Regions from separate parts of the Mus musculus genome. Here region 1 is linked to region 2. Evidence: chromatin loops called from intact Hi-C (ENCODE). Cell type or tissue: left cerebral cortex. All regions are shown on one strand. Links, peaks and the distances in the headings refer to the core of each region. The heading gives the core; the rest is flanking DNA. Region 1 overlaps Ms4a2 (membrane-spanning 4-domains, subfamily A, member 2). Region 2 holds the start of n-TKctt29 (a tRNA gene).

Evidence for each region. A loop is a pair of places that touch in the nucleus more often than their neighbours do. Peaks named below come from ENCODE experiments on the same cell type or tissue, not always from the same donor. Only the 100,000 strongest peaks of a DNase experiment are listed, where the experiment ranks them.
Region 1: it touches region 2 in a loop (5-fold over the local background); 8 of 42 quality-filtered maps call a loop at or near these places.

The regions. Positions count from the first base shown.
Region 1 is chr19:11,600,889-11,616,545 of GRCm38, reverse strand. It overlaps Ms4a2 (membrane-spanning 4-domains, subfamily A, member 2), which reads left to right. Exons shown (of 7, transcript NM_013516.2): 7 at 1-1,026. Ms4a6d (membrane-spanning 4-domains, subfamily A, member 6D) reads left to right here and starts at 11,742. Exons shown (of 7, transcript NM_026835.2): 1 at 11,742-11,872; 2 at 13,238-13,400; 3 at 14,582-14,716. The coding sequence starts at 13,254. It also overlaps the pseudogene Gm24599. In left cerebral cortex, for the core only: CTCF peaks have their summits at 4,926 (motif pointing left) and 8,186 (motif pointing left); DNase peaks (open chromatin) are centred at 4,888 and 8,196.
Region 2 is chr19:11,999,137-12,014,793 of GRCm38, reverse strand. It overlaps n-TKctt29 (a tRNA gene), which reads right to left and starts at 8,755; the gene lies at 8,683-8,755. It overlaps n-TFgaa2 (a tRNA gene), which reads right to left and starts at 6,249; the gene lies at 6,177-6,249. n-TKctt30 (a tRNA gene) reads left to right here and starts at 5,026; the gene lies at 5,026-5,098. n-TLtaa4 (a tRNA gene) reads left to right here and starts at 3,626; the gene lies at 3,626-3,708. It also overlaps n-TRtct1, n-TFgaa6, n-TVtac1, n-TVtac2 and Gm31151. In left cerebral cortex, for the core only: CTCF peaks have their summits at 6,952 (motif pointing right) and 8,057; DNase peaks (open chromatin) are centred at 8,725, 9,185, 9,990, 10,318 and 10 more places; H3K4me3 peaks cover 4,277 bases; H3K27ac peaks cover 4,978 bases.

The sequences.
Region 1 (15,657 bases), core at 963-8,962, 400 kb after region 2:
CTTAAAGGATAGTTAAACAAACAGCAGTTTGATATATTCAGTGTTTGATTCTTTAATAAAACTAAATGAATAACATTGAGGGGGAGGGAAGCAGTAATGTAGAAGTCTGGATGGTGGAAGAGTAGTAGAGACAACTTAAAACTCAGTTTTAGACTTTTGTTCTGAGATGGGTATAAGAGTGATCATTAAATAAGGAGGGAAGACACCAGGAGAATTATTTTGAGATAGAACTAAGGCAGTCAAACTCCACATGCCTACACTTAGAAGGGGAAAGTAAGGATCAAAAGTAGAAACCCTAACAAGTCAGGTAAGCATATTACAGAACATTAACCAGCAGATGCCTATAGTGGGGAAAAGTTAGACAAAGCGAAAATAATTACCCACCAGAGACCGTGCATGTAGGCTTGGGAAAGACAAGAGAAAATAGCAACTCCAAATGAATGCTAACTCTGAAGAGGGTGTGGGCAGAGGACCAGAACATTTGCAAAGGTGCCCAGAGAGCAGACCATGAATAGAAGGTAGTGAGGAAAAACAAACAAACAAACAAACAAACACCCCCAAAACAGCTGAGAAAATGATTTTGTTGCTCCTATTAAGATTTTTAAAAGAAACAAAAAGAGATGTTGAAAAATCTGTTTGCTGGGATCAGTTGGTGTGTTCTCCATGTGTCCAAGGGACAGGTAACTTTTCTAAATCTTCATGTAAGGCTCGCCTCATTTACATCCGTCTCTCCACACAGCCATATCCTCAATTCACAGTTACTCTATCACGGTAGTAAACTGTGCGTGTGATCTCCTTATGTATCTTCAGGCAGTGTTTATCCAGTAAATCAGAGTTATTTAACTTGATATTTGTATTAGCAAATGAAGTTGAAAGAATATGAGGGAAGTCTTGAGGAAGAAAATCGATGGTGGATATGATCATATTTCACTGTACACATTTGTAAAGTTCTCAGAAATAAAGAAAACTCATTTTAAAAAGAACCATGTACATTAAAACAATTGATTAAATGGTGCCAAGGACAAAGAACAGTTTCTGGAGTCTTCTTCCTCAGTCTTTTCCCAGTGGAATTGTATGTAAATAACTCTGAAGGCAGAAAACAGGACATTGTACTACCTATCACACGTTGTTTGTTAACAAATTGGGTAAGCAGGGTGTGAATATGTTATTAACATGGATCATGTATTAGCATGGAACTGATGCTAATTCAAGTGCTATATGAACTGGAGAAAGTGGCTTCTTTTGGTGAACCTGTATCATGCAGGGTTCATTCAAGAGGTACAACCAACAAGAGTCTATGATAGACAGATGGATAGGTGTAAGAAATGAAATATAAATGGACAATTCTCCAAACCAGAGGTACACGAGATAGATGTAAATTTATCAGCCCTTAAATAGGTAGGTGACATTGGGCTCTGTCTTTTCCAGCAGCTGGTGCCTGCTTGCTTGGGTACTTTTAGTTTGTCTTACAGCTAAAACATTACAGTCTGCTACATGACTGAGCCCGTGTATAAGGAAGGAAGAGGGATTTTTGAGATCCAGCATGTATATTAGATAAGATTCTGAGTTCTCAGAGTGCAGAACTTAAACCAGAAAAGGAAAAAAAAAAACCAAACTAAACAAATAAGCTGGTGGGTTTGAGTAAGAACAATACTGGGAACATTGCTCTCCACAGACACATCCAGCCAATGGTGAAGACAGGCAGCAGAGGATTCTGTTTAGGAATATAAAAGCCATGTGTCAGCTACATTGACCTTTCTCTGTTGGTGATTCATTCGGTAGGAGCGAAAAACAAAACTGCCAGACTTTTGTTACTTGAAGTGAACTTTTATTGGAAAGTTGGGGCCTTGTTTCTCAATAGAGAGAGAGATACAGAAGAGGGTTAATTAGGGGTGCCAACTCAAATGGTTTCAGAGGCTATGTAGTCACATTACAGGGTGTCTGCAGCCTGGAGACCCTGGAACACCAGTAGCGTGGTTTAGTCTAAATTCCAAGCCTCCAGAATCAAGGAAGCTTGTGGTGTATTCTGTTTGAGGTCAAAGACCTTAACTTTTGGAGACACCAGCCAAGCCTAGGAGTGCACAGCCTTCAAATCCCTTCCCTTACTATAACCCAGGACATATCAGGCACTCCACAATTTGCTTACAGTAGGTCACTATCTTTTCAGCTACATTCCAGTCAGTCAACTAAATGAGCTGTTAGTGCCCTCCCTAACCCCCAACCTAAAACATTATATTCAGCCGATCTGGGTAGAGAGCTCATTTTGATAAATATACGCAGCGCCAAATCCAACCATTCTTTAGCTATCTTCCTGTGCACACTTAAACATCTGTTCCCACACAATATTTTTGAGACTTCCGCTCTGTAATAACAATGTAGAAAACCCAAGCAGTTGTTTTTCTTTTCCCAGACGCCAGCGGATTGTGCTGCTTTAAATGCCTAGATTTTTATTAACACAGTATTTATTTACTTATTTTTATTTTATGTGTGTGTTGTCTCTGTGTTAAGGTCAGACTGAGACATCTGTTATCTCCCTCTATTGCTGTCCACCTCATTGCCGTGAGACAGGCTCTCCTGCTGAGCTGGCAATTATGTTCACCTAGGCTGTTTGGCTAGCCATCTTGGCAGCAACAGCAATTCATGCAAGCCTGGCCACGGCAAAGCTCATCCCCTCCCACCCCTCAAGAACAAATATGTTTTCATTATGTGTACATTTTTTTCTTTTCTCTCTCTTTTTCCCCTGACAAATCTCTCCTGATATGATACATGATATTTGATTACACGCTATAAATTACATCCAGAACATTAGCCAAACTATTATGAGAAATACCAACCTGCTCATGTAGCCCATTTACTATATGGTAGAATATGGAATGAGAAAGGTTCATCTGGCCTCACAGGGAAAAAAAAGTGAGCATGAGGATTAGATAATGTTTTCTAAGTTCTTACTGGTGATCTGTGTATCCCCTTCTTTCCTACCTATCAGTCACTGCATTAAAAACTTTACCATAGAGAGGGAAATTCAGGATGCCATGGGGCCTCAGGAAGGAAACAGATGCTTGTCCCTAGAGGGAAGGGTTTCTGGCTGGCACTGAGGAGGTTAGTGTGAAGAGAAGAAGAAAAATGGTGAGCACCAAGCTTCCAGGTAGTCTTTCTTCTGTGTCTTTGTGAAAATGTCCTGCGGCATTTGTGAAGTTGCATAATGCCTGTCCAACTTTTACATCTTGGGCTGGTTTTATGTGTTCATTATAATGATGGTGAAGATAATTCTACTTCCTGTTTAGAAAAGGTGTTCCTGTAGATTATTCCAAAAGAGGAACCACATTGAAAAGCAATGTTATCTCTCCTGGTTCTTTTCCTTTCTTAGTCATAACTTGATTAGATATATAATCTCATGTTTTTATATGATCTTTTGCCTTTTTTCTCTTTTATTTCTCATTTGTTCATAGTATAGGACATAAGTATGTCCCCTCATGTTCTAAAATATTTAATATTTAAGCACTATCATGTTATGATTAAGCATCTTTTCTGGTGGTGTTCTTCCAATCAAAGGGTGGTCTGGGGGCGCCTCAGGCAGTTAAGTGCCTATGTCACAAGCAGGCAGACTTGATTTCAGCTTATCCAGAACCCATATAAAATATCCATGCCCATGGCACATACATACAACATGGAGGAGCTGGGAATGCTGAGATAAGAGGGACTTTGGAGCTTATTGTCCAGCCAGTGTAGTCAAATTGATGAGCTCCAGGTCTGGTGAGACAGCCTGACTCAAAATATAGGGTGTGTCAGTGTTGGTAGGTTTACATGGGAAGGATGATCTATCAAAGAAAGAGAGCCACTATAGGATGAATTCAGGCTTCTCAGCGGCTGTGGGGGGTGGGGGAGAGGGGAGGAAAGCTTCTGAGGTGCTGAACCCTGAGAACAGCACCCTTGAAGCTCTGTTTATTGTTACACAAAATGTACTTTTAGCAAGTCAATTTCCACATACCAAAACTTCTTATCTGATCTAGGGGTTATCATCACCTAAGCAAGTCTCAGCTGTGGTTCACCAGGTCGTCTCTGACCTAAGATAAGCAAAGGCTCTGAGAAACCTTCCAAGGGATAGCCTCATAAAATCTCAGATAACCATCACTGACAAAGGCTATATTAAAGGTTAGGTGCCTTCACTCCAGAGTCCTGCCAGATTCAAAGGTTCCACCCCTGAAATTCTGTAACAGGTGGACAGTGATTGATGAAGATCTCAACATTGGCCTCTGGCCTCTGCATTCATGCATAGTTGTGTACTGCTGCACATGTGCACTCCCACAGAGAAGGAGGAGGAGGGGAAGGAGGAAAAGAAAGAGGAGGAGTAGAAGGCACCTTTGATAGTCTGGGGCCAATTAGAAAACTCAGAGTAGATTTATTAGGGTATGTTTAACATCTTGAAGTATAAATGATAAATAGTAACAGAAATTTGAGATGGCATCTGAGGCTTGAGTTCATCCTGGGGAAGGACAAATTTGGAATGGGTTTGTTTCCTGGAGAAAGTGTGGTTTAACTACTTGAAAGAAGTGTGTAGATTTATCCAGGCTGGAATGCGTCTGCAGTTAAGTAACAAATTATTTGCAGTGGGTGATCAGTAGTAGTGTCACTGCTGTGTAGTGAATGTTTGGGGCAAGTCGGGGCTATGCTCTTCAGAGTGCATGAGGTTTACAGGAAGGAAAAGCACACAGCCACAGGAGGCTGGCTGTCTCCAGATAGCCCACGGATTGTCAATAGAACCCGCATGAAGCTGGTCGCATCAGTGAGCGTCTGCTCTTCTTGACCAGAAGGTATCTGCATTACAAATTTGAGGATGCAGGCTTGGAATGGACATGCTGTGGGCCTGTGCCTGGTGCCAGAGAGCACAGGAATCCTCTTGCTGTTACAACAACTCTTTTGCTCCCTCTACTGGGAAGCTTAACACATTGTTCCCTTTACAGGAGAACTGCTTAAATTGCCTTAAAAGGCAATTTCAGAATCGGCTAACACAAACAACATATATTTTGTTTACTGTTCGACATCCAGCACCAAAATCTATTCTTGTGTCTGAAAAGCATTATACAATGATTATTGTATTTTAGTTTATTAAACAGTTTTCTTAATAACGAGCATACAAAAAGTCATGTCATAAGTACTACTTTCTACAATGATTTATTAGATTTCTTTATATGGGGATTTTGTATTGGAGATTGATTCTAGGACCTGACACAGGGAAGGCAAACACTATACCCTGAGTTGTATTTTCAGTCTTCATTTTAATTTTTATTTTGAACCAGGATCTCATTGAATTGTCCAGTCTGGCCTTATATTTATTCTCTAGCCCAGACAGGCTTTGAACTTGTAAGGCTTAAGCCTTCCGAATATCTAGTATTATAGGCAAATATCATCAGGTCCATCTGATGTAAGGACCTGTTAGTCATTTCTATTAGAAGATATGAATGTGGATGTTATGTCTGCAATCACAATTTCAACATTTAGCAATAGGACTAAATTACTATTTTATGCTAAACTGTATTCCTTAGTGCATCTATCTGTACCATCAGCCAGGCACAGAGAGAATAACACTGTGTGAACATCATGTCCTTATCTAAGAAAGCAAACTTGGAGGACAGAAAGAAGCCAAGTTATGGTGGCCAGAAGTCCTAAGGGTATGAAATGAAGAACTACTTGTCTAAGGAATGTAAAGTTTCAGCAACATAAGATGAATAATGTTTAGAATCGTATTGTATACTCTGGTCATCATTTCCCAAATAAAATATGTTTAGAAACTTAAAATAGAAGATTTTAAATATCTCATTAAAATCAGTTGACTAGATGGGTACTTTATTTATCCTCATAAGTCATCCCAGAGACATCAAAGCTCAACATACTCCAATATGTACATAATTATCATTTGCCAATTAAGATAACAGAAACACGATACATTATTTTGTTTAGAATGCACCAGACTTTCTTCACAATTTAACAAGTGTAAACTTGATTAAATCATTTTATTATGTAACAAAAATGCATTACGGAAACATGATGAAAAGCTTCGGAGATGAGGCTGAGTTGAAAGCTGTTCTAATCATGAAATCCTAATGAACAATACATTTCTCATTTTCGTTTTTCCTATTTTTATTGGATATTTTCTTTATTTACATTTCAGATGTTATCCCCTTTCTCGGTTCCCCCCTCCCCCCGAGACTCCCTATCCCATCCTCCTTTCCCCTGCTTCTATGAGGGTGCCCCCCTTCCCATCCTTGCATTCCCCTACACTGGGGCATCACATTTCTCATTTCCTTATTTGTCTTCCTTAAGAGGTCTAGAATTATTTTTTTGCATGCCACTCTGATTCTAGCATCTAGGAAAAAACTCTGAAATTGGTGAGTAAATCTCAGCCCAGTGACTGAATAAATAAAATGTTTCCAGAAGTCAGGACTTCAACTGTGTGGCAGAAAATATTTCCCTCCTACATTTAAAGCTGAACATACGGAAGCACCCCGTGAGGCTTTGCTGGTAACATCAGATTCATTTAACCTCTCGTTCAAATCACCCAGAACTGTCAGTCACACAGAAGAGGCAGGGAAAACATTTCACTCATTCTTGTACACCATTTCTCTAAAGGCATCCTGACTGACCAAAGATGAATATGAGGACATGCTTGTCTGTTTCAGGCAGGCCTCTCTGCACAGGTATATGACTGGTCATCTTGCAGAATCATGTATGTGAGGCTGTAGGCAGGCTTCTAGATGCAAGTCCGAAGATGGTGGGATGAGAGCAAGTCAGCCACCAGGTGGTAAATACAGTAACTGAGACCACGGAACTAGATTCATCTCAGTTCCTTGACTTTAGTTTCCTACTTTGTGTCTGCTTCTATATTTCTGAAGTAAGAGGAATAAATAAAATTTCCTCAGCATTTGACAGGCCTTCTTCTGCAGCCCCTGGAAGAGGAGAGTTGAGCTAAAACCAAGTTGAAAATTGTTGGCAATCAGACACGTCTATGGACAGCTAGAAGTGACTTCAGAACAATTAGGCATCTTTACAGCCAGCCCTCGAAGGACCCAGGTACAAGAGTTGTAGGAGGAATGGCACCTGCGACCTCTGTGTTGTTGATTCCGTGTCACCTCACCTCCAACCCCCAAGGGCAGGCAGGGTTGGGCATCGAGTAGTCCGGGGCACAGGCAGCAAAGAATCACACTTCCAGACTTTGGCCAGGGCCTTTTCTCTTTGGGTCTTGTGATCTAGAGGATATGTTTGGAACTTGGACTTCCATTTCTTACATTCCTCAGTATGAATTTATTTTTAGGGTAGGAATTATTTGTGATCATTTAAAGTACAGTAGACTTCTGTGTTGATGTGTGCCCCTCTTTCCTTGGATGCAAAGTAACCTGTTGGAACCCTGGTAGGCTTGGTTCAAGCATTTTCTATTGCATTGTAATCAGTTACACAAACCTAGAAACTTAAATAAACCCCCACATCTTTATTGACACTCAGCATCCATGTGTCAAGATAGGGATATAGTTTTGTCAAGTGCTTGCTTATAAGTTGTAGGCTATGCTTGTGCTGTTGGATGGATTGCCGTGTCCTATAGTGATTCTGGTTCTCTTTCATGATCACAGGGCAGAATTCATTTCTTTACTGGTTTAGAATGAATGGTAGTGTACTTTGAGAAAACAGGGAAGCAAAGATGTCAAGTTCTTTTGAGTTTTTTTTTCTTTGAATTGGCACACCTAATTATTCTAGGTTCATGTATAATAATATCCTCTATGATAGAATCAAAGTCAACTGATCATTATGGCGATTAATCATTTTTGTGTGAGGGCTGGAGAGACAGCTCAGCAGTTAAGAGGACTGACTGCTCTTCCAAAGGTCCTGAGTTCAAATCCCAGCAGCCACATGGTGGCTCACAACCATCCATAATGAGATCTGATGCCCTTTTCTGGTGCATCTGAAGACAGCTACAGTGTACTTAGATATAATAATAAATAAATCTTTAAAAACATATTTTTTTGTGTGAACTTAATCAGATCTGCAACCAATGAAGAGAGATTCTGGAGGGCAGTCTTTAAGGGGATTTCAAAGGAGGATTAACTGGATGGAGAATACTCTCCCTGATTGTAAGTGGGCAATATCTTCCCACAGCAATACAGAAATAGAGGGTTGGAAAGAAGAGGTGCTGCCACCTGCTGGTGTAGTTTTGCACATCGGCTCTGTTATTATTGCTGCTGCTCCCATTATTGGCTGCCAAACTGAACCCAACTTCTTTGGCCTTCCAACATAGACTAAAGATTAGCAGATCTCCAGGAATCCCCCAGGCTTTCAGTGCCAGATTGAGACTGTGAAGACATCAAGCTTCATGGGCTGAGTGACTCGTCTCCTCTGCACTGTTTAACTGCTTAGCTGGGATCATGTAAACTCATCTAATAACTTCCCTTTGCAATATATAAATATATGTATATATAATACATACACATTCATTCTCTCAGTTCTGCTCCTCTAGAGAATTCTGGCTAAGACATTGACCATCTCACAGAAGTGGTATCACATTTTATACACAGGTGTGCCCCACACAAATGAAGAGAAAATATTAGTGAAGAGTGTTGAATGACATCCTGACATTAATGGTGGCACAATGACTAAAGAAAAGCTGCTCTTTCCACAATCCCTGTTTCAAAATATGCCACCTCATAGAACATTCCATGATGTTGAGAATTCTAGAGGTTTCTAGATTTTACTCCAACATCTTGTTACAATAAATTTCTCTGGGATACTGAAAACACATCAGGAATCCATCTTCTCTTTCAGTCTGGGCACATCTGGCCATTGTTTTACTATGAGACCTGCAGAAGATTCTTCTGGCTTGAAATCAGGAAATGGGATGAAGTAGATGGTGCAAAAAGTATGCCAATTGTATCCTACAGAGTTTGATGACTTCTGAGTGAAGTGGCTAGTAAGCCCCAGAGCTGCTCACTAACCTTATGACCCCTGGATCCAGAGGGACAGGCACAAGTCATAGCCAATAATAAAATAATAGTTTCTGGTGTGTCACTTGTGTGTCAGCAGGTGGCAGAGAGGAAAGAGGCTAGGTCTATACTAGGTCTACACTAGGTCTGCACTCAGTGTTCTGAGCTTTGAACATCTGAATGATTAGTAGCCTAACATTCCTTGAAAAAAGTGAGCCTGAAATGATCACCAGTCTGATGCCAGGCAGGACTGGATGGGTTCCCAGGGTGGAGAGCACGACAGAGACTAGAAGGACCCCACATGGGACTGTACACCCTGGGAAAGAGTAAGCCTGTGATAGAAGAAGGAATAACTGGGAGGTAGGGGTCAAGGAGTGTGCCTAAGATGACCACAAGACTGGTGTCATGGGGCTTGGACATGCATCCAGCCTGAAATGATCATCAGTTGGATGCCCCACACGTGTGATCCTGTAGACCGTGACCGAGATGATTCCTGTCTGGTTCCATAGTGCATAACTGAGGCTTGGCATTCCTGAGACCACTCCTGAGATGCTCAGGTGCTCAGAGACCCCTGGCACCACCAAAAGGAGCAAGCAAGTGGAGGAGAAATTGAAGAGAAAGAGAAACAGAAGGGTGTGGGCACAATGGAGAGAAGCAGAGCTGGAGACTCCAGGGTAGTGAGGAACAGCCAGATGTGAGTGCCAGTGATGCCACTTGGGACCATGGTGGGGTCCTGGCCTGTGCAGCTGCCATGGACCACATCTGGGTCTGAGGCCCTACAGCAGCAGAAGTCTGTCACGAGTGAAGGCTAAGCAGATGTCTCTGGTCTGGGCTGCTGATTGGGGACATCTTGATATCTGAGGTCTCATCTGAGCATCTTGAGAGAGTTGGCTCTGGTGGGCTAAGAGCAGGAAAGCTGACTTCGCCCCTAGCCAGCTCAAGTTCTCAAAAGAGTAGGGCCCACACTTGAGGAGTTGCAGGTGAGCAGCCTTCAAGGATAGGAGCATAGGAGTCTCCCTTGTGTGGCAGGAACAAGGAAGAGACAGCCTCCTCCTACCTCTCCCCTCACCACCTTTGGCAGGTAGAAGACCTGGCCCTGGGATCATGAGAGCTGGAGAGCTAGACTTACCCCCACCCCCAGATGCAGCACTTAGGGTGAGACCTGCACCTCACCTGGTCAGCACAGTAGAGCTGACCCGGATGTGGGGTCTGCCAGTGAGTGGGCCCCAAGGGTGTAAACATGTCTGCAACTAGCTTGCCATGAGACAGAGTGGGTGATGGAGAGATACCTTCTCCCTCCCTCTTCCTTTGCCATCTATGGCAGGTGGGAGAGCTGGCCCCAGGGTTCTGAGAGTGTGAGAAGTGGTCCTGTCCCTCACTGGCATTTGCCAGTGAGCTGCACCAAGGGCCTGAGAGCTTGTGATCTGACAAGCTCATAAACTTCTCAGGCCCAGGTTCAGGGCTTTGAATTGACCCACCCCAATATCTACCTCATCGATGAACAGCTGGAGTGTATGAAGGGAGTGGTCCTATAGATCCAAAGCTATAAGATCTCCATGACACAGGGCAACAGGATATCTGAGAGGAGTCCCAGTGAGGTTTCAGTATTGATAGAATAGCAGAAGTCAGAGGTCTCATACCAGACCAAGAATCATTGCAACAGATATTTTCAAGCAAATAAATTTAGACAAAAGGGAATACTGTGGGATACACTGTGACACACTACAGCTTCCACAATGAGATTTTTTTTTCTTTGCTGGGGGGAGATGGCAAGGGTGGAGGACAGGTACCAGAGGAGGGGGAGGTAAGTGGGGCTGTGGTACATGATGTGAAATTTGCAAAGAATCAATAAAAGAAAAAAAAACAGTGCCCATGAGACCATTGGGTATTCATGTCTATTTTTGCCCCCCCTTTTTTGATTGGAAGTGTTTCCTGGTAACTGTCTAACTACCAAAGAAAAACTTAGTTGTATTCTAATAGTGATCTAGATTTTTGAGCTTTGCAGAAATCATTAAATATTTTGTTAAGTTCATTGATTAAAGCCTTTATAAATGTAGCATATTATTTATTTACCTGTAGATTTTAGTTTTTAACCCCATGCATGATCCCTCTAGCATGGAGTAGTTACAGAGCTGAGAAAAGCTACTCTGACTGACATTCTACTTAACACCACAAGATCACTGGCCTTGGGGAATATGACGTCTAACTCTGTTCATCTTCCTTGTTCCATCTCTGCCACAACTTTCATGACTCATAAGTTTGGGAAGAACGGAAGTTTTTGCTTGGTTTTGTGATACTCATATCATTGTGGGCCAAGATGGAATGTGCAGAACTCCACTGACACTAAGTCAGGATCTGAAGGCAATGCTATCCTTCGCAGACGCAAACCAGCTCGGAAGAAGAACACCTTTGTCAGTTTTCATAACAACTTGGTTCACTCTGTCCATTGGCACCCAATAGACACGTAAGCATAATGCACACTGAGGATCAGATCAGAAATTAGGGTCTCTGAGATGCTCAGCAGGTTCAGCTCTGCCACTGAATGTGTATTCTAGATCTAGGATAATTAGAGAGACACAAAATTCAAACCAGTGATAAAAATGTCAGTGCTGTCATGATGATATTTTATGGGAAGGAAAAGTAACCTACAAGTCTCCCAGAACTGGTCCAATTAGTCATTTTCCTGGTTACTGGAAGTCTATGAAAAAGGAAGTAAAGGCACATTCACATGTCCAGACTGTAAGCGCCACTTCCTGTGCAGTGAGCACAGAAGAAGGAAGGGCTGGGACAGTTAGAACTTCACAAGAAGGAACCAAGGATCAGACTGAGAAAACCCATAGTTAAAGCTCTTGGGGTTTCTGAGAGCTCAGCTGGAAGTGACTGGGTGACAAGGCGCACAGGCTCAGGTAGGCAACCCTGAAGAGAAATTCCTTTGTACAGCACTCTATTTCTGGGACTGCACTGTAAGAGATTGCTGGTGCTTATGGAAGCAATAGAGACACTGGGACACTTCAGAACTAAATGGGCAAACGGAATGGGTATTGGGTTTATATCGGTCCTGGCTGGTTTTAGTTCCATGATCTTGGTGGTCACTGTCCTAAGGTCATGTAATTAACAAAAGCAGAGCTCTTGTACCTGCAAAGGCTTTTAAGCCATTCACTAATTAGGCAGTCTAAGGTCTGAGAGTGGAACAGAAAAGAGAGGCAAACTGAGCTCAGAAACCAATTCCACAGGCAACTTGGTTCTTCCTAACAAGGGCACAGTTCTAATCTTGAACCTCAGGTTACAACTCCAGGGCTTCTCACTCTGCATTCAGGTGCTTCTCCACACTGAGGAGACTTAGACACAGGCTGCCGCAGGCAGGTGGGAAAATAGGGTGAGGAACCAGAGACAGAGACAGCTGGGATCCAGCACCCAACTGTGTGTAGGCAACTGGTTAATAACAAAAACTTTAAATATCTATTTAGCATCAAGCCTATGTCATTATAAAATCATGTGTTATTTTCACACATGAATCAAAATTTACCTCTGAAATTCTTTTTTGATTATGACATTACTAACAAATAGAATTACTGTGAGGGTTCTAAACTATGATGAAATATGCTGGAAATAACACTATGAGACAAACAATGAACAAATAGCTCTCAGTAGTTTGAGTAGTAGCATAAATTGGAAAAGATTGAAGATCAAATTTTAATTATATCTCAAGACTGGTAGAACAACCTGAGGATAAAACTCATCAGAATAAGGGACAGTGCACTCAAACATGATAGCAACTAGGAAATTAATGCTACATTTTGAAAGTCTTTTTATTATAGCTCTTTGTGTGTATATGTGTGTATGCATGCAGGTGAATGTGTGTTAAGGCAAATCTGCAGGTCACAGACAGCTTGCAATGAATCTCTCCTGCTACATGGGTCCAGCAGATCGAACTCAGACCTTCAGGCTTGAAGTCAAATGCCTTTATTTGCTGAGTCATTTCAACAGTTCCAATCTACAAGTTTTATGTAAACATTTGGCTCTGTTCACTGGGATCAGTGGGAGTTGTCATGTTATGTATATATTCATTGTCTAAAAACAACCCTCTATCTCAAGCAGAAAAAAAAAATCCTTCTGAATCTAAGGTTTGGGATTTTACATTTTCTTTAGTCTTCTAGTTTCTTCCCTTGGAGGATAAGTCAAGAATGCAGTAAGGTACTCACCTACAGATTTGAGAGTGGGAAGATGGGTGTGCAGTTCTTTGTAAGAGCTAAGTCCATTTTCTCTTCCAGCCGTGGAAGCTCCATCATGATTCCACAAGTAGTGACCAGTGAGACTGTCACAGTGATTTCACCAAATGGAATCAGCTTTCCCCAAACAGACAAACCCCAGCCTTCCCACCAGAGCCAAGACAGCCTGAAGAAACATCTAAAGGCTGAGATCAAAGTGATGGCGGTAAATTCCACACAGAACACCCTGGGGTGGTTGGAGGGCAGAGGGAGAGGCTCTATGTATTAGGACCAGAGATAAATTTAGGGGTGGGAAGCCTTAAGTTTTGACAGAGTGATCACAGAGTGGTCTGTAGACTGGTGGAAGCCCCTTGGAATGCTGCTTACATCTCTAAGACTTTCCACAAACTGGCAAGTATTTACCCTGTTTTAACATGCTTGCGCTGTAATTCAATGACCTTATTCCAGCAGCCATTGAGATTTTGTTCTTTTTTATCATTATTATTTTTGGATAGTACTTGCTAAGTATTTTATTTATGAAAACATTTGTAGCTACATTCTATGTGCTCATTGAGTACAGAACATCCTTCTCCTCTTTAGTGAGAAGAGATGATAAAAAAAAAAAAAAGACCATTGGTTCATTTCTCTGTGCTCCTCCAGGACATACTAACAAGACTTTTAGGTACAGGGAGATGAGAAAGAACATATATTTTGTGCTATGAGGAAAGATGAAGGTGTTTTGTCAGTGTTGTTTCTACGAAACACACTGCATGGGCCTCTGTGTTACTCAGTCCCAAAACTTAATGGAACTGATGGTCTTAGCTTAGACATACATTTAATTCTCTGGATTTCTTTGAAGCTCATGTAACAAAACATTTATAAATTTGCTTAATCAAAATTACAACTGTTGTGAGTCTTGAGGTAAAGAAGGGCATCAGGAAGATAAAATTTCCCTTTTAATATAGAGGCAAGGGATTACCAGACCGGACACCGGGACTGAAGGTGCTGTGGAGCAGGGCAGAGAGGCTAGTCCTATGTGGTGTTCTGTGGGATCTGCATGATGTGTGGAGAGGTTTCCACATTCCAGTTCTCAGTGAGTGGGCTTTCAGATACCTCTTCATCCCACAAGAGGGAGCAGGAGACTTCCTAACTATGCACTGAAGTTCAGCCCCAGCCAGAAGATGCCAGAAGGGGTCATGAGCATGACAGAAATAATTGAAGGTGACTCAACATTCTAGCAGAACTACATCTCCACCAGAATGAGCTTTCCTCTCTCACTGCAGAACTTGTACAGTGTCTGTGTGCTCACTGGGATGTTGTAGATGACAATGCCTAGGCACCATGGGAAAAGTGGAGAGGTCCTTCTTGTCATTGCTGCTTTAATCACCATCTCCCTTCTCTCAACAGGCAATCCAGATCATGTGTGCTGTGATGGTGTTGGCTCTGGGAATCATTTTGGCATCTGTTCCCTCCAATCTACACTTTACCTCAGTGTTTTCCATCCTGTTAGAATCTGGCTACCCATTTGTAGGAGCTTTGTTTGTAAGTAGGACTTCTGTGGGGAATAAGATGGCAAGGCTACAGAAGGGGGTTTTTAACCCAGCTGCATTTCTGTATACTGTGAAAAAGAGGTCAATGGTAGACTTTGTTCTTCTGTCTGTTATCAGAGAAGGTCTTAGTGTGGAAGGGCAGTTATGTCATCTTGAAGGTATTTTCATGTAGCTCAAATAAATATTTCTTGTCAATATTACACTTTCATGACATCTCTTGAGCTCATGAGTTTAGTGGCTTCCTGGCTTTAGGGAAAAGTCTAGGAAGTGGCACCCAAATGATCTAGAACTTCCTGTATCGTGCAAGGTCATACAGTGGACTGCACTGCGGAAAGGAACACTTTCGTTTTTAGGATCTGACATTGTTGGAGGCATTCAGGGTGATAGACTGGATATTCCTCTGAGCCTGCTTCATGTTTGGGGTAAGGAGGTAATGAAGGTCCTTTTCTCAGAGGATGGCTCTCCTGTAGACTGATGTGGATGAATTTCACTCAGAATTGAGTTTTTGGGTCACCGTGGCTTCCTATCTGATCATTACAGCTCAGTAACAGGTTTTTTTCCCTCCTACGTTTCTCCCTTTGATTCATCCACAGATCAACCTTTTCTTCTGTTGTGTCAATGATTTCTGCTTTAGTCAGGCCAATACATTGACTTCATCCATTGTCCATGAATATTCTTCTTTTGTCCCAGGGTCTATTCTAGAACCCTTAGTCGTTGTCCCTTCTTGGTTTTCTCCTGACTTCCTCATCTAAACCTCTTATGTTTTCCTTATGGTGACTTTACTTGATGACTTTGATAGTCGTTGGCCAACATTTTGTGGACTGTTTGCAGATCTAATTGAGGCCAGGATAATGAATGAATAGGTGATGAGAGAGGGGAGGTGCCATTCTGTCAGATCTTGTGAAAGATTCATGCTGTCAACACCATTTTACT
Region 2 (15,657 bases), core at 2,923-10,922:
AATGTGTTTGTAGCCAAGCTACGGAGTTTCTCCAGAAGACGACTCTGATGCTCATTTTGGACAGTTTATGCTGATTTGGATTATGTCCACCCCAAAGTCGTATGTTGAAATCACAACTGAACCCCAAATTGAGATTTTATTGAAAAAGAGGGCCTTTAGAAAGGTGTCCAAGTTAAGGTGTAGTCACTAAAATGCACTCTGACCCATTATAATTGGTTCTCTTATCAAAAGGGTAGTTGGGACACAGAAACACACGTAAAGGAAAGACAATGTTACCTGACATTGTCATTGTTCATTGTCTTGTGTAGAGAGACATATTGTGGAGGTATCAAGGCTTTCCTGTCCTGCCTAGGAGAGGCAATCTCCCAGCAGACTTCCTGGTCCTTTGACCTTTACAAGATTTCTCTCTCCTGTTCTTTGATGTTCCTTGAACTTCAGGTGTGAGAGCTGTGTTGGAGCCGTATCCACTGGGGCTGGGGTCCCTACGGTTAATTACTGTATTTGACCAGTTGTGGTTTTCTGTAAGGGTCTCCATCTGCTGCAAAGAGAAGCATCTTTGACAAGGGTGAAAACTCTATGGTTATAGAGACAGGTGTTTAGAATTGGTTAGGAATTATGCTGGCCTAGTAAAATGGTATCGTTAGATTCCCCTCTAAAATCTAAGATCTTACTAGTCTCAGGTAGGAAAAATCTGATGGGGTTCTAGCCCTAGACAGAAAAACTACAGGCTGCTTATGACTACTGAGAAAAAGAGAAAGAGGCTCCCTGTATTTGCTTATCCAGTGACAAAGCAGTCACTCCCAAAATGGTATACAAACAACAGCAAACATACTCAGTGTTGTATTTATATATATATATATATGCGTAAATCTGTGTGTGTGTGTGTGTGTGTGTGTGAGAGAGAGAGAGAGAGAGAGAGAGAGAGAGAGAGAGAGAGAGAGAGAGAGATTTCATGAAAAGGAAAGAAAAAGTGTAAGTATAAAGAAGAAAGAGAATCCAAAGAAATGAGCCCACCGCACCTATATCTGACATATTTGGCAGTTAGCAGTTTCCAAAAAAATGTCTACAAGGGAAAACAGACCAAAATAGTCCTCAAACTGTGTCAAGTGTGCCTGCCAGAGTATTAGCAAAGATGTTAAGTCTGCTGACTCGGTGGAGAGTCAGTTCACCAAACCCTCCTGAGAATCATACAAGAGGTTATCCCCCACGTTTGCAGAGAGGAAAACAGGGACAGGACACATAGGTAACTCCCTCAAGGGTCACACCCAGACTCTAGCTAGGAACTCTGCCCCGGCCATACACTCAGAGAAGCTGACCAGCCAAGTGCTGAGATACGTGGCTGGTTGTGATTCATCTGTCCACCCACCCCAAGGGTTCAGGGACCTTCTCTGAAGAGGAAGCAGGAAGAACACATGATGTAGGCTTCTGCACGTGACAGTCACTGCGCACTCACTCACGAACGCTGCAGTTTTACCAAAGTAGGCGATTGCCTGCGTGAACTGCACTAAGACCCTCCCCACCCCAATCCCAGCACGGAGACCCTCCCCACCCCAGCCCCGCCACGGAGACCCTCCCCACCCCAGCCCCGCCACGGAGACCCTCCCCACCCCAGCCCCGCCACGGAGACCCTCCCCACCCCAGCCCCGCCACGGAGACCCTCCCCACCCCAATCCCACCACGGAGACCCTCCCCACCCCAGGGAGAACAGGCTTTGCAAACACGTTTCCCAACTTTGTTATTTGTCTTCTGATATTCAGTGCCAATACAGAAATTGAAAGTTTTTACGCCGTTAAATTCGCCATCCTTTTAGTTATCATTTACCGGCTTTTAAATTTTCTGCTTGGAAAAATCTGTTCTTATTTTGAAATTACGCTCTAAAAATTGTGCTGTTTGTTCCTGATGACCACGTAACAAAACACTTCTAATGTTTAAATCTTCGGTCCATGTGAAATTTCTGCTACTAAGTGCACCGTAAGGGGACGCACTTGTGAAGAACAATAATGAGATACTTCTAGGAGTCACAAAAGAAACTTCTGACTATTAAAAATGAAAGGGAGGATTTTTAATCTCTTCCCTTGCGCCTGACAATAATTTCTCAATATGTACTTGTATATCAATAAGATCAATATGAGGCTTGTAATTAATCAGCACTGATAGTAGCAACTTTTTAATTATTTTAAAGCAGAGATTGTAGGCGTGCTTCATCAGGCAATGGAAGCAACTTTTAAAAGTGGCCCAAGGCGAATCAGACACCCAAGACCTACTATTTGAAAGCCACGCAGGCACCAGGAGACACAATCCCCTCACCGGCACATCCCAGAAGAGGCCACAAGGGGGCAGTCACACCGGCAGCGGACCGGCAATAGCTCGCGCACAAAATCCAAATTCTCCGGGGAGGGGAGGGGGGGGGGGGAATTACACTGAAATAGCTTTAATAACGAAAGAAAAGTTACACTGGTTCCACTGGGGCTCGAACCCAGGACCTTCTGCGTGTAAAGCAGACGTGATAACCGCTACACTATGGAACCACGTGCCACAATGGTCTTCTCAGATTGGATAATGAAAATAGAAAACTTTGATTAAAAACTAGTCTGGTAACAACGAAAAGTTTGTAATCTGCCCTTAAAGAAGTATTTCAAAATAAACACAGATTTTTCTAAACGCCGAAAACAAACGGGTGCTTTCAAAAGGAGACTTCAAAGTACCGTTTAGATGCGTCAGAAACAAAATTAGATAACCTAGACAGGCTACAGCAATAACTACCTGAAAAAAATTAACTAGCACACCACGTGGTTCCACTGGGGCTCGAACCCAGGACCTTCTGCGTGTAAAGCAGACGTGATAACCGCTACACTATGGAACCGGGCGGAGGAGTCGCATGCCATATCAACTAACTACATGTAGAACTGTGGTGACGCTGGGACTTGGAATCAAGATGTTTTTGTACCTTGCGCAGAGAACTTCCAACAGGACCTGGGGTTTCTAGTGGCGCCGCTCCGCTCGCTCCCGGCTGCTCGCTTCCGGCTGCACACTCCACGGTTAATGGAGGAAGAGAGAGCTCGTCCCCCCGAGTCGACGCTCCTGCTCTGATGTAGACAGTACGGAGACAGAAACACACCTGGCTCTGTGGCGCAATGGATAGCGCATTGGACTTCTAGACAAATGGAGGCATTCAAAGGTTGTGGGTTCGAGTCCCACCAGAGTCGCTTTTATTTTAATAAGAGAGTTATAACGCAAGAACAAAAGACCGGAGTTAGGAAGAAGGAAAAGTGTACCGAAGTCCATGAGTATTAAAACATCCTGCCTGACATGCCCATTAAAATAAAAAAGGAAAGTTATCGCCGTCGTTTCAAGTGTCCGTCACCATAGAAGAATCAGTAATCTTGGTACTACCACCAGCGAGCTTTCTCAGTCACTTTCCAGCGTCAATCACATTGCTATTGTATGCGGAAATGAAGTAATGAGCGAGGTATAATCAGGGTTACGAACCTCCCTCCCCTGTGACTTTGTTTTTCATTGTTTTGTTTTATATGAGTAAAAAATATTATTTTACGGTTCTTTGAAAACTTTTAAATCTTGCAGTATTGCTCCAGTTGCTGGTAAATAAAATCTAGCTCTTTCAGGTACCAGAATGGCCGAGTGGTTAAGGCGTTGGACTTAAGATCCAATGGATTTATATCCGCGTGGGTTCGAACCCCACTTCTGGTAAATGTGTTTTTCCTTTTATATTCTCCTAGCACCTATGACGTTAGGACCCAAACAAAGAGCCGAGGACACGAGGTAGAGAAAAACACGACACAACAGCTTTACGTTCCAGACCCAGCCACATGCCGAGTGTCTTTCTGAAAGCTAGAAAACTGGCGTGCGGCGAGTTTAAAAATTAAAATGTATAAGGAAAATATTTTAAAAGGAAAAAATAAAAAACAGGGTCTTTAACTGTAAGGTGTGACAGAAGAGAGAAACTGCAGAAAAATAAACAGGACGCTCAATCATCTGAAGGTGTTTTAGATAGGCTGCGGTGAGCACAAAGACAGGGCAGACTGAATATCCCCCCCAACCCTTCAGCGGCTAACCAAACATCTCTGCGGGCCATCTGTTAGGATCAATCCAGACTTGGGCAAACCACGGGGCATTCGAAAGTAGGATGGGGAGCGGCTAAACGGAATGCAGCTCGGGTTGCGTCTCTACAGGTAGCAAGAGTGGCCTCGTTGCCCTGGAGCCTGACACTCTGGTCTGCGCTGGGGACAGCCGGCACGGATCTGCCCGCTCTGCTTCACCCTGCGCGGACTCCACATCCTTTGTGAATCACACTCTCTCCCACTGGGCGTGGCGGTCAGTCCAGAGGTTCGAAGGGCAACACGCATGAGGCTCCTGATTCCTCTGAAACTGACCGCCTGGCCAGGCAGCCCCTCTCCAGGAGTCACGGTGTTAGCATTCTCAATTGAACTCGACAGCAGATGTTTAGGGTCCCATAAGTTCTTTGTAAGAAGTGCCTAACTCGTTTGCGGTTATCTAATACCTGCGATCGTCCCTCAGAGCGCGACTGGGGGCTAGGGAAGGCGGTCGGTTCGACCCTACACAGGACCAAGCCTCACAAGCTTGCCGAGATCCTGAACTCAGTGTACGCTCAAGAAATGTCGAATGCAAACCTCAGTTCAAGCTATACACCCACAAGGCGCTCTAGCGTGCCAAACAAACAAAAAACCCGGAATCAGAAAAAAAAAAAAAAAAAAAAAAATGTCTCCAACAGCTCAGGAGGCCTGACCATAGGGTACAAAATATGGGGCGTTCCTCTCGTGAAATGCACAAAATAGAAACCTCCAGTAACTGTAATCTTTATAGGCTACATATGATGAGAGAGGAGAAAGATATACTTGATTTCACCATAACTGCTTATCGTGATTTTTTTTTTTTTTTTTTTTTTTTTAGTAGTAAAGACTAAAGGTTTTCAACTACTTGGAAAGAATTAGGACTCTAGGCCTAATTTTAACTGTGGATAGACTTTGAAGAAAGGACTCGCTAAGAGCCCGGATAGCTCAGTCGGTAGAGCATCAGACTTTTAATCTGAGGGTCCAGGGTTCAAGTCCCTGTTCGGGCGGAAGTTGTTTTAGGCTCCTGTATTTCCGGTATGACTAAATAAGTGAAAGACCTTCAATATAGACCCAACCTACCCTTATTTGAAGGGGGCAATTTATAAGAATGAGTACAGACGTCATGCGGCTGGGTTTTGCTTGGAAAGTGGTTGTTACATGACATTGTGTGAGATTTTTGTATTCAAAACATCTGTAGGTATACAACCAGAAAACACTGTACATCAGTAGTCTCGAAGAATGTCTCCTGATGCCTCTTATTAAAGGCGAAGCTTGGGAACTAGGCTACTAAATCTGTATTTCAAATGAAGACACAGAATGTATAGTCTCCACTTAGGACTACGTTCTTAGCCAGATTTCCTGTGCTCTCTGATGGGCCCCGACTTAGCAAGAGACTTGGCTGTGTAGGCAAATACTTCCAGGACTAGCTTCAAACCTGTCATTGAAACTTGAAAGCTTAGCAAAGGGACAACATAAGGTGGCGATTGGGGGAACAGACCCAAGAGGTCAGCTGGTGCAGCAGGCATGTGTTGTATGGGCATATCTCCCGAGCCAAGTTGCCACCATCTTCGTGAGTTCAACTATATCTCATCACAGCTGAACTTGCTGACTGTTGTTCTCCTAGAAAAGGAGGCAGGGATCTTTGAATTTCCAATCACCCCACCCCATCGGTTATATACAACTCTGCGAATGACTTCAGAAAGAAGATAGAGCATACAGCTGGAAGAGATTAGTGGAACGGGCTCCACATTACAGGGCCATTGAGGAGCCAGGCTGGGTTCCAAGCAATGCGACTGCTTTGGGGGTCACCCATGCTCCTGCCCATAACCCTCATCCAAGATCTCTAAATAACCCTAATAAGTTCATTGGTTCCCTGGGGTGAACTTTGATGCAATCGGTTTTTGGTTTGCCATAATACTCTGTCGACGTGTCAGCTTCCACCGTGTAAGATTTTGAGCCATGTATCCCAGCTAGGATCCTATGTTTCTTTGCCTCTCTTTCCAAAGAGAATCTTTGTGTCTTCACAAGGATGGCTATTGTACTGGGAAGGAAATAACAAAAGACAGAAATAACAAAATAAAACTTTGCTGAAACCCGGGATCGAACCAGGGACCTTTAGATCTTCAGTCTAACGCTCTCCCAACTGAGCTATTTCAGCACAGATAATAAGCCCCCGTCCCCACTCTAAAGCAAATTTAAAGTTAAAAAAAATTCAGGTCACTTCACCTCCAATTTTTGAATTTTTAATTTTATTTTTAAAGGTGTACTATTTTTAGTTCTGCAATTTTAAGAACAGTAACAAAATTAATTCCTGTCAGGTCAAGGTGTGTCCTGGGTTACCTTCGTTTAGTTTCTACCCTTTCTCTACCCTTATCCAGGGTCCCAAAGAGTACCTAGTGTGTATAGCTTGGTCTCACGGTCCCATTCATCCCTCAACGTGTGCTGGAAGGTCGACTTGCTCATAATTCTTTTTCTTTTTTTTTTTCTTTTTTTAATTTTAAACTCCAGATTTTATTCTTTTCCCGGCCCACTTCCCATACCTCCTCCCCGCTCCCCTGTCTCCATGAGGATGTCCTCACCCCCACCCCCGCCACCCCCACCTCCACCCCACCAGACCTCTAAACTCCCTGGGGCCTCCAGTCTCCTGAGGGTTAGGTGCATCTTCTCTGACTAAGCCCAGACCCAGCAGTCCTCTACTGTATATGTGGTGGAGGCCTCATATCAGCTGGTATATGCTGCCTGGTTGGTGGTCCAGTATCTGAGAGATCTCAGGGGTCCAGGTTTATTGAAACTGCTGGTCCTCCTACCGGGTCGCCCTCCTCCTCAGCTTCGTCCATCTTTCTCCTGATTCAACCACAGGGGGGCAGCAGCTTCTGTCCATTGGTTGGGTGCAAATATTTGCATCTGATTCTTTCAGCTGCTTGTTGGGTCTTTCGCAAGGCTTTCATGCTAGGTCCCGTTTTGTGAGTGCTCCATAGCCTCCGTAACAGTGTCAGGTCTTGGGGGTGATCATAATTCTTAAACGCAGTAACCAATTTGCTCTCAATCACCCAAATTTGCCCGAGGCCTAAAAGGTCAGGGTCGCGATAAACTTCAGTGTTTAATTTGTCAACTTCGAGCGAAGGGCGCATGCAAACTATAGCTGAAAGGAGGCAGCAGGAAAGTAAAAGGGAAGCAGTCAGTGCTCTGCATCAGCCTGTCCTGAAAAGGATGAGAGTGAGGAGCGATGATAATGACTTTGTACAACTCTAGTTGGATATGTACTTTGGGTTTCACATATATATGAACTGCATTCTGATTGTTGTAACCCCCTTAGCCTCTCAGGTCTCCCTCCCAGCCCACCAGTTAATCTCTCTCCCACATTCATGTATTCTGAGTTTGTTGTTTTGTGTTTCGGTTTGGTTGCCGGTTTTGAGACCTGGTCTGTGTGACCAGGGACATAGAACTCTTACAACTTAGTGGGTGCCTTGGTGGCTACAGAACTGAAGTCAATGAATGTCTCTTCCCCCAGAATCCGATCATGGTGACTTTCAGAGAGCCCAATCTCACCCTGCTGTCCCCTCTTCCTTGGATGAGTGACCAGAGAGCCATTCCTTTAGCAAATACCAACCAACCAAGTCTTGGGGCCATAGGCCTGTGATTTTGAGTGTCCATGCTTCTTTGAAACATCCGTTTCGGTATATGTTTTTGTTTTATTTGGATTGGATTGAACTGCATTTCATCACTAGAGTAAAAGCTCTTAGTAATTATCACATAACACCAGCTTTCCTGTGGATTCTACTAAGCTCGTTTAGTTATCACAGGAAGGCAAGATAACTGTTCCTTTACTTCTGAGGAGGCTGTCAGTGAGGACGAGGCGGTCATTGCGGGATCGGTGTGGACCCTGCGTGAAGCGTCCTTGTGAGCCAGGTGAAGACCCGGCCTCACTCTCGAGTTCCACCTCCATCTCTGCTGTCCTTAGAGGGCGCCTGTCTCATTCTGTTCGCATTGAGGAGGTCGGCTTCATTCACAGCCCACCTGAATCAAGGAAGACTCAATCTGCATTAAACAAGCGGTGTCTTCTCCTCCCAGGGAAAACTATTTCACCTCAGGGCTTGCAAACTTATTGTGCTTACAAGCCAAGTTCTTAAAAATCCTGCAGGAAAATGGATGAGACTGTATGAATTTGACGTGGACGTGCCCTGACTCTTAGATTTGTACCAGCCCTTAAGTGCCCCCTTTTCCCACTAACAGACATCTCTACCTCGGCTTCACCATCTCCCAGTAATCAGGAGCACTTTTCATAACAGGAGAAGTTGGACCTGGTGTGAAGAGGCAAGCTGCTCTACGTGGGGTTTCAGTTCCCAGAGAAGCATTTTTTTTTCCCTGAGGACGGGGTAGGACAAATATAGGGAAACCGAGAGGCAGCCGCGCGCGCGTGACCGAGGCAAAGCGGTTGCTGGCGTGTATCTCGAACTTTCGAGCTCTTTCCCAAGAATGCGTCGAGCTTGTGGTGTGCTCGCCAGAATTTTAACATTTCTTTCTTTAGCCAGACATGTCTGGCACCCTAAATCTAATTGTCCTAATTACTTTTTTAAAAGAAAAATAGCAGCGCCCGAACAGGGACTTGAACCCTGGACCCTCAGATTAAAAGTCTGATGCTCTACCGACTGAGCTATCCGGGCTCATGGCTGCTTGGCTCAGCTCTGTATGTGAAGACTCCTATCACTTTTTCTGTGCTAGTAATGTAAAGGATTACTAGGCCCCTCCTTCGTGTCTCATATAATTTCTAGGTAGAGATCGCGTGAAAGCGGGAAGAAAACAAAATGGATTTATGGAGTGGTGCGTTTGCCTATCGTCTGGATACAGACTTCTTAAATATGCCGCTCACTTAGAAGTTTGTTCCCTTCACTGTAAACCCTGAGTTCTGCAAGTGTATGAAATGAGCAGAAGCCTCTTGCTAACAGTTGCCACACTACACGTTTCTTTCCCTAAACTCAAACTGAAACCAGGGGTTATGCCATCAGGACGCCCTTTCTTTCAACACACAATTTTCGATTCCTCCTACCCATCCCGGGTGCCCAGCTCAAACAAATACAAGTACGCAGCACAACATCTAAGAGGAGCCCACCTATCATACCAGAAGTCCGAGCCTAACCAACCCCCGCCCCCACTTGCCACGGTCAGGAGCCCGACCTTGCGCACGCGCAGCTTCTACGCCAAGGGCTCTCTGTACCTACTCGCTCCTCTGATAACACAGCATTTTATTTTCATAGCATATCTTGCTACAGTCATTCAGTCCTCTGGGCCTTTGCTCTTCTCTTACCAAATAGAATGTCACCTCCCGTTCTGTTCCTTATTCCCAAACACGTGGGAAAGAGGAAAAATAATCCCTGTTTTGCTGCTTTCTCAGATGACGTTCTTTTAACAAAAGGAAAAAGCAAGAGAAAACAAGTGTATTAACACGTGAATTTCACAGAGACACGGAAGAGATACCCAGAGAGTGGGTGATTCTTCAAGAAACGGCCCTAAGTTCTAGTATATATAGCACCTTCAACAAGTAATAATAATAATTAATAATAATAAAATATTTTAGGATGAGTGACAAGAAAAAGGGAAAGGAGCTCGTGTCTCCAGAAGAACGCATCGTGGAAACGTAGATATATAGGAAATTAATGGTAGATAAAGATAGCTAAGGAAGTCTGTTGGGTAGATTCCTCTGGTCCAATCTGCAAGCCAATAAGAGTTTATCTTTAGTTGTCCAACCTTTGTCCTTCGAGACAGAGAGGGGCGGAGAGAAACCTTTGTGCGTGTATGTCCTGCTTTGCATTGGTTGCTGAATTTCCTGACTCAAAATAACCTTTATGCCAAAGCAGTATGGGTGTGACGTGGTCTCCTCCCTATTACACACTGGAGACTGTAGATGAAGTGCCATCTTCTCTGGGGTGCTCCCTGTGACAGCTGGCAAAGCTTCATCCTGCAGAGTGGGTGGATAAAGGCATCTAAACTATGCCTTCTAAGTTGAGTGAGGTCATTCATTTGTCTTCTATGCCCTTTGTGCTTGGGTCACACTGCTTCTCACCGGTTTCCTCCCTCCACCTTGAACTGAAACATGGCCAGGGCAAAGGTGCAACATTCCTTAGGCATGAACGATGCCCATTTTATTAAAAGATCCCAACCTTCCCCTTACCTGTGTGCAAGAGATGCTGAAGCAAACTGTCACGTTGCTCCAGATCCCCAGAACTGATTGGACACAGAGACAGAGATGAAAATAGAATTGGAAGCAGAGATATATTTTAAGAATTTAGTTCAAACAGTTGTGGGTGTTTTACATTCAGAATGCTATCTCTTGAACATAGCCTGGCTATTGAGTTCATGAGCTCACTGCAGCAGTGATTACCCACACAAGGCCTGCTCGAAATCAAGACAGCCTAAAATCCCATGCCAGACAGATCGGTGATCTCCAGGCCCTACACCACACTGAAATAATCAGCAGTGGGTTCTTGCTGGAGGAGGGGAAATCAAACTTCACTGAAGATGTGGTCACTGGGAGGTTTCCCATGCTCTAGTGCATGAGCCCTCACACTCATGCACACAACCCACTGGACTTACTGGGAGGGAGGGAGGGAGGGAGGGAGGGAGGGAGGGAAGGAGGGAGGGAGGGAGGGAAGGAGGGAGGGAGGGATGTGAAAACTTGGGTGGGAATGGGTTGGAGGGATATAGAGTTGGAAAGGGAAATGGAGGATAGGTATGATCATATTTCATTGTATGCATACAGGATATCCTCAAAAATTTAAAAAAAAAAAAAAAAAAAAAAAAGGAAAGTTCTGTAGGGCAGACTGGCAGTCTAAATAGCTACAAATTCTTGGATGTAATGAAGCAGTCTCAATTCCAAGCACAGGAGGAGGGCAGTCAGCCAAAGATCCAGGCAGGTATTCCTGAACCTGAGGTCTTAGAATTCCTTTCTCATTAGAAATTCATTTTTGCTCTTAAGGGCTTCAAATGAGCGCATGGAGCAAACCACATCCGGAGACTAATTGGCCTTGCTTGAAGTGGGCTGAATTGAATATCATTTCTAGTTTTTACTTTTTTAAAGTTACATTTATTTATGCATGGATGGGGGGGTGTGCACACATACCACAGTGCCTATGTGAGGGTCAGGGTACAGTTTTCTCCTTCCACCAAGTGAAACCTGGGAAATAAGGCCGGATCAGGCTTGGCAGAAAGCACCTTACCCACTCAGCCATTTTGCTGACCCTGTTATCTCTTTTAAAAGCACACCACACACACACACACACACACACACACACACACACACACACACACCACAATAACATCTAGACTGGTGTTTAACCAGTCACTATCACACAGCCAACTTGACGCATAAAACTACTCCTGACTCATGTGACGTCCATCATCCAAAGTTTGAACTGTCCAGTTTATTGGATGGCCATTTTGATTTTTTTCTAGCCATCACTTATTTGAGTTTCAAGAGTCTCTGACTGAGACTCATCTTTCCATCCAAGAACCTAATGATGTGGTGAATAAGGCACCTTATCGTCTAGCCTCTTGGCAGACTAACAGGTTGGGAAGTGTAAGAGTCGGTTTACCGGAAGCTTCGGGGTTTGCTGGATCTGATTCTTCTCAGCCCGTGCTTCAGCCTGGTACCCGAATACACGGGAGGCTCTGCTTACTCCACTGAGCGTTGCTTCATTGCTTGACGCATCACCGTAGCACGTTTTGGGTTTGTCTGTTGTTTTGTATTAGAATCCAATCCAAAGCCTTCAGAATCTCTCGTTTCCTACCACAGTCCGGTAGAGCTTAGGTGGTCAGCTTAAGTCAGTTTATCTCGAGTGCTTGGTGTCTGGGTATCTTTGCTGGGACACAAAGTGAATGAACATTGAACTGGGACAGGAGGCTGTGTAATGGTGGTTTTCAATGTGGCAAATGAAAATACAGGGCACCCAGTTACAACCGAATTTCACGGAAACAACGATACTTGCTTTATATGTTCCTCGCAAAATTTGGGACACTGCTTATTCTAAAGGGTCATTTCTCTGAAATTCACATTTAATCGGGAGTGCTTCATTTGGAGTGATAGCGCTAGAGTAGACCTAAACCAGAAAAGGACTCCTTCGTTTTCTGTACTCCATCCGGGTCCTACTTATTGTTAGCTCAGATGGACAAGCCTCTGTGCAAAAAGGGTCCAGACTGTGACCTGAGCTTCTGAACACAACCTGAGAAGCCTGAGCTGGAGCCCCAAATCAGCTGGCAGGCTCTGTTCAGAGTAAACCAGGCGACACACGCTGACCTCAAAGGGTAAGGACACAGATGTCTACATAAGGGAGTATTACAAGTGGAGTTAACAAGGAAATTCAATTAGATACACGTGGTTGTGTTGCCGTATAAAATCACTGCCGAAACCCGGGATCGAACCAGGGACCTTTAGATCTTCAGTCTAACGCTCTCCCAACTGAGCTATTTCGGCTGTGCTTGAAAAGGTTTTTTTAAATCTGGTAATTATAATGAGGAAATACATTTTAGCGGTACTAAGTCAGCTAAATTTGGCCAAGAATATACAAAAGTAACGAAGTTTTTTTACTACTTTATTTCTCTTTCTTTAGGACCCTATTTACAACCTGAGATCCATTGCTTCTCAAGTGACATCTTTTAACTGTCCTACAATTTGCTTCTCTCCGTTAAAAAAAATACTCAATTTTTTTTCTTAAACTCAAAAAACATTTTAAAGTAATGAATATTGCCTACAGCCTAGGCGGTGCTCGGATACTGAGCTATAGCCACAGTCCAAATCATGAATTTTTGAGCTTGGAATTCAATTTTGAGACTGTAATTACAATTGCATGCTTATTAATTCATGCACAGAATTGACTGTATAGGTACAACAGAAGCTAGTTACACACACACACACACACACACACACACACACACACATCATACATCATACACATACACATCACACACACACACAGATTTCATGTTGTAAAACACTGTTGTAATGATTAGATACACACATACTAATTTTTTTTAAAGATTTTTTTTTTTTAATGTGACTACACTGTCACTGTCTTCATACATACCAGAAGAGGGCATTGGATCCCATTACAGATGGTTGTGAGCCACCATGTGGTTGCTGGGAATTGAACTCAGGACCTCTGGAAGAGCAGTCAGTGCTCTTAACCGAGGAGTCATCTCTGCAGTCCAATTTTTTTTTTTTTTTTTTTTTGAGGGAAGCCAATTTTAAAAGGTTAAGGTGTGACCTTCAGTTTATTTTGAGTTTTGGGTTTGGTATATTTTTACAGATATCGGTTTGAATGTCAGATATATTTACAAAATGTCTGGAAAAGGACGGGAAGAACTAGATTGTAAGCTGCCCTGTTTGATTTCCACTAACAACACACACACACTCATTCACACACACACACTCACACACACCTCTCACACACACACTCACACACTCTCATACACACTCTCACACACTCACACATACACACACACATTCATACTCACACACACTCACACACACACTCTCACACACACTCATACACACATATTCACACACACTCACACATACACTCACACACTCTCTCACACACACTTACACACACACATACACTCACACACGCTTGCCATTTGCAAACTCTTCACATGATCCAGACTCCGTGTTACCGCAGTAGGAGTTGCAGGACCCTTTCAAACTGGAAGTCAGCTGTGAGTTAATGCTATCCCTAACAAGCTGGGTCTACCCCACCTGTCTCCCATTTCACAGCAGTACATTCCTTGCATGCATTTCATTTGAAAGTGACTTAAGTTCCCTAAAGCTAGCTAGAATAATCCAGTGTTTCATACTGAGTTGATTCATAAGAAAGGGGAACATGAGCTTATTGCACTGTGAAGTAAACGGATAACCTTGTTTAGGATGTTCAAAAAGTAGGGAGAGATTCCAGATAGCCTTTTTCAAGAGACCAAGGGAAGAACACATCCCAGGTGTGCATAGGGTCTCAAACCTGGGACAAAACAATATGCCCACTTAACATAACAAAGCAGATACTGGCCTCCAGGTTCTCACAGCATCTCTCTGTCCCTACCTGTTACCAGGTCCTCCAGGGTGGCATACCTGCCCACCCCGCCCCTCTCCCCTCTTCTCCCTTCTCCTCCCCTCTCCTCCCCTCTCCTCCCCTCACCTCTCCCCCCTCCCGTCTCCCCCCTCCCGTCTCCCCCCTCCCCTCCCCCCTCCCCCCTCTCCTTACCTCTCCTCCCTCTCCTCACAAGGCTCAGGGTCATGTCCACTCTGGGATTCTCCCAGATGTCCCTGCCTGGCTATGCTTCCCTGTTATCTACAATAAACTTTCTTCCCCACTATATCTAGAAGCAGTCATGTCCTTGCTTTGCTTTGCTTTGCTTTGCTTTGCTTTGCTTTGCTTTGCTTTGCTTTGCTTTGCTTTGCTTTTTGCTTTGCTTTGCTTTGCTCTGCTTTGCTTTCTTTTTCCCATCCAGTATAGAGCTGCCATGCCATGCCTCAACTAGATGCAGGTAAGGGTTTTGCAGACCCAGCAGTCTTGTTGAAACATCAACATTTTGTTTTCTCTACATAGTTGTAGTAGGAAAAATCCTAAAATAATGACCACCTTCCAAACCTTCCAGGTACCACCACCACCACTCTAAGAAGGAAAATTACAAAAATCAATGAGACCATTAATATGGTAGGATTTCCCCCTTATGGTTAGATTATCCTAAACAGCACATCTGACTCCAAAATATTCGATTTTCTATTATTCATAGAGGGTTTTGTGATGGCTAGCCCTTTTATTTTCCAGATAAGGGGTAGAGGCAGACAGAGGGGAGCAGAGCCTTGAAAGCAGAGAATGGGGGTGGGAGTGGGGGAAGGAAAGAAGGGCAGAAAGGGAGAGACCGAGCACTGGGAGCAGCTGAAAGATGCCCAAAGGGTAAACTTCTGAGTCCGTAAGGTTGTTTCTATAGGAGATCACCACTTAATCACAGGTTTAAGCAACTGAAAGATTCCAAATTTAAATAGGTAATTAAGTGGTGGTAAATTATGGAAGGTGTGCCTTTGGAAGAAGTGCATCACTCAAGGGAGGGAACGAAAGGGACATTTCCTAACCCTGGTCCTTCCTGCTACTCCACTACACTTTCTGGTTACCTTGTTCCATCATGTCCTTTCAGTAGTGATGTTCTGCCTTCCCTCTGGCCCAAAGCCACGGAGCTGGCTAAACGTGGACTGACGCCATGAACTACAATAAACCCTTCTTCCCCCTTACGTGCTTCTCTCTGGTATTTGTCACAACACAGACTGTCTGGCCAGCATGGGGTCCTCCAGCTGCGTGCAGAAGAAACTCAGTTAAAGGTGGCAAGGTTGTAAAGCTCTCTGGACTTGGACTTGGAGACCACATGATAAGGAATGCAGGTAGCCCCTGGGATGAGAAGAGCTCCTCGCTGACAATTCACAAGGAAACTGTTTCTTTACCACAAAAAGAAGATGAAGGATGCCAGCAAGGATAAATGTGAAAGGAGACTTCCTTAATATGCCTCCAGATAAGAACTCAACCAC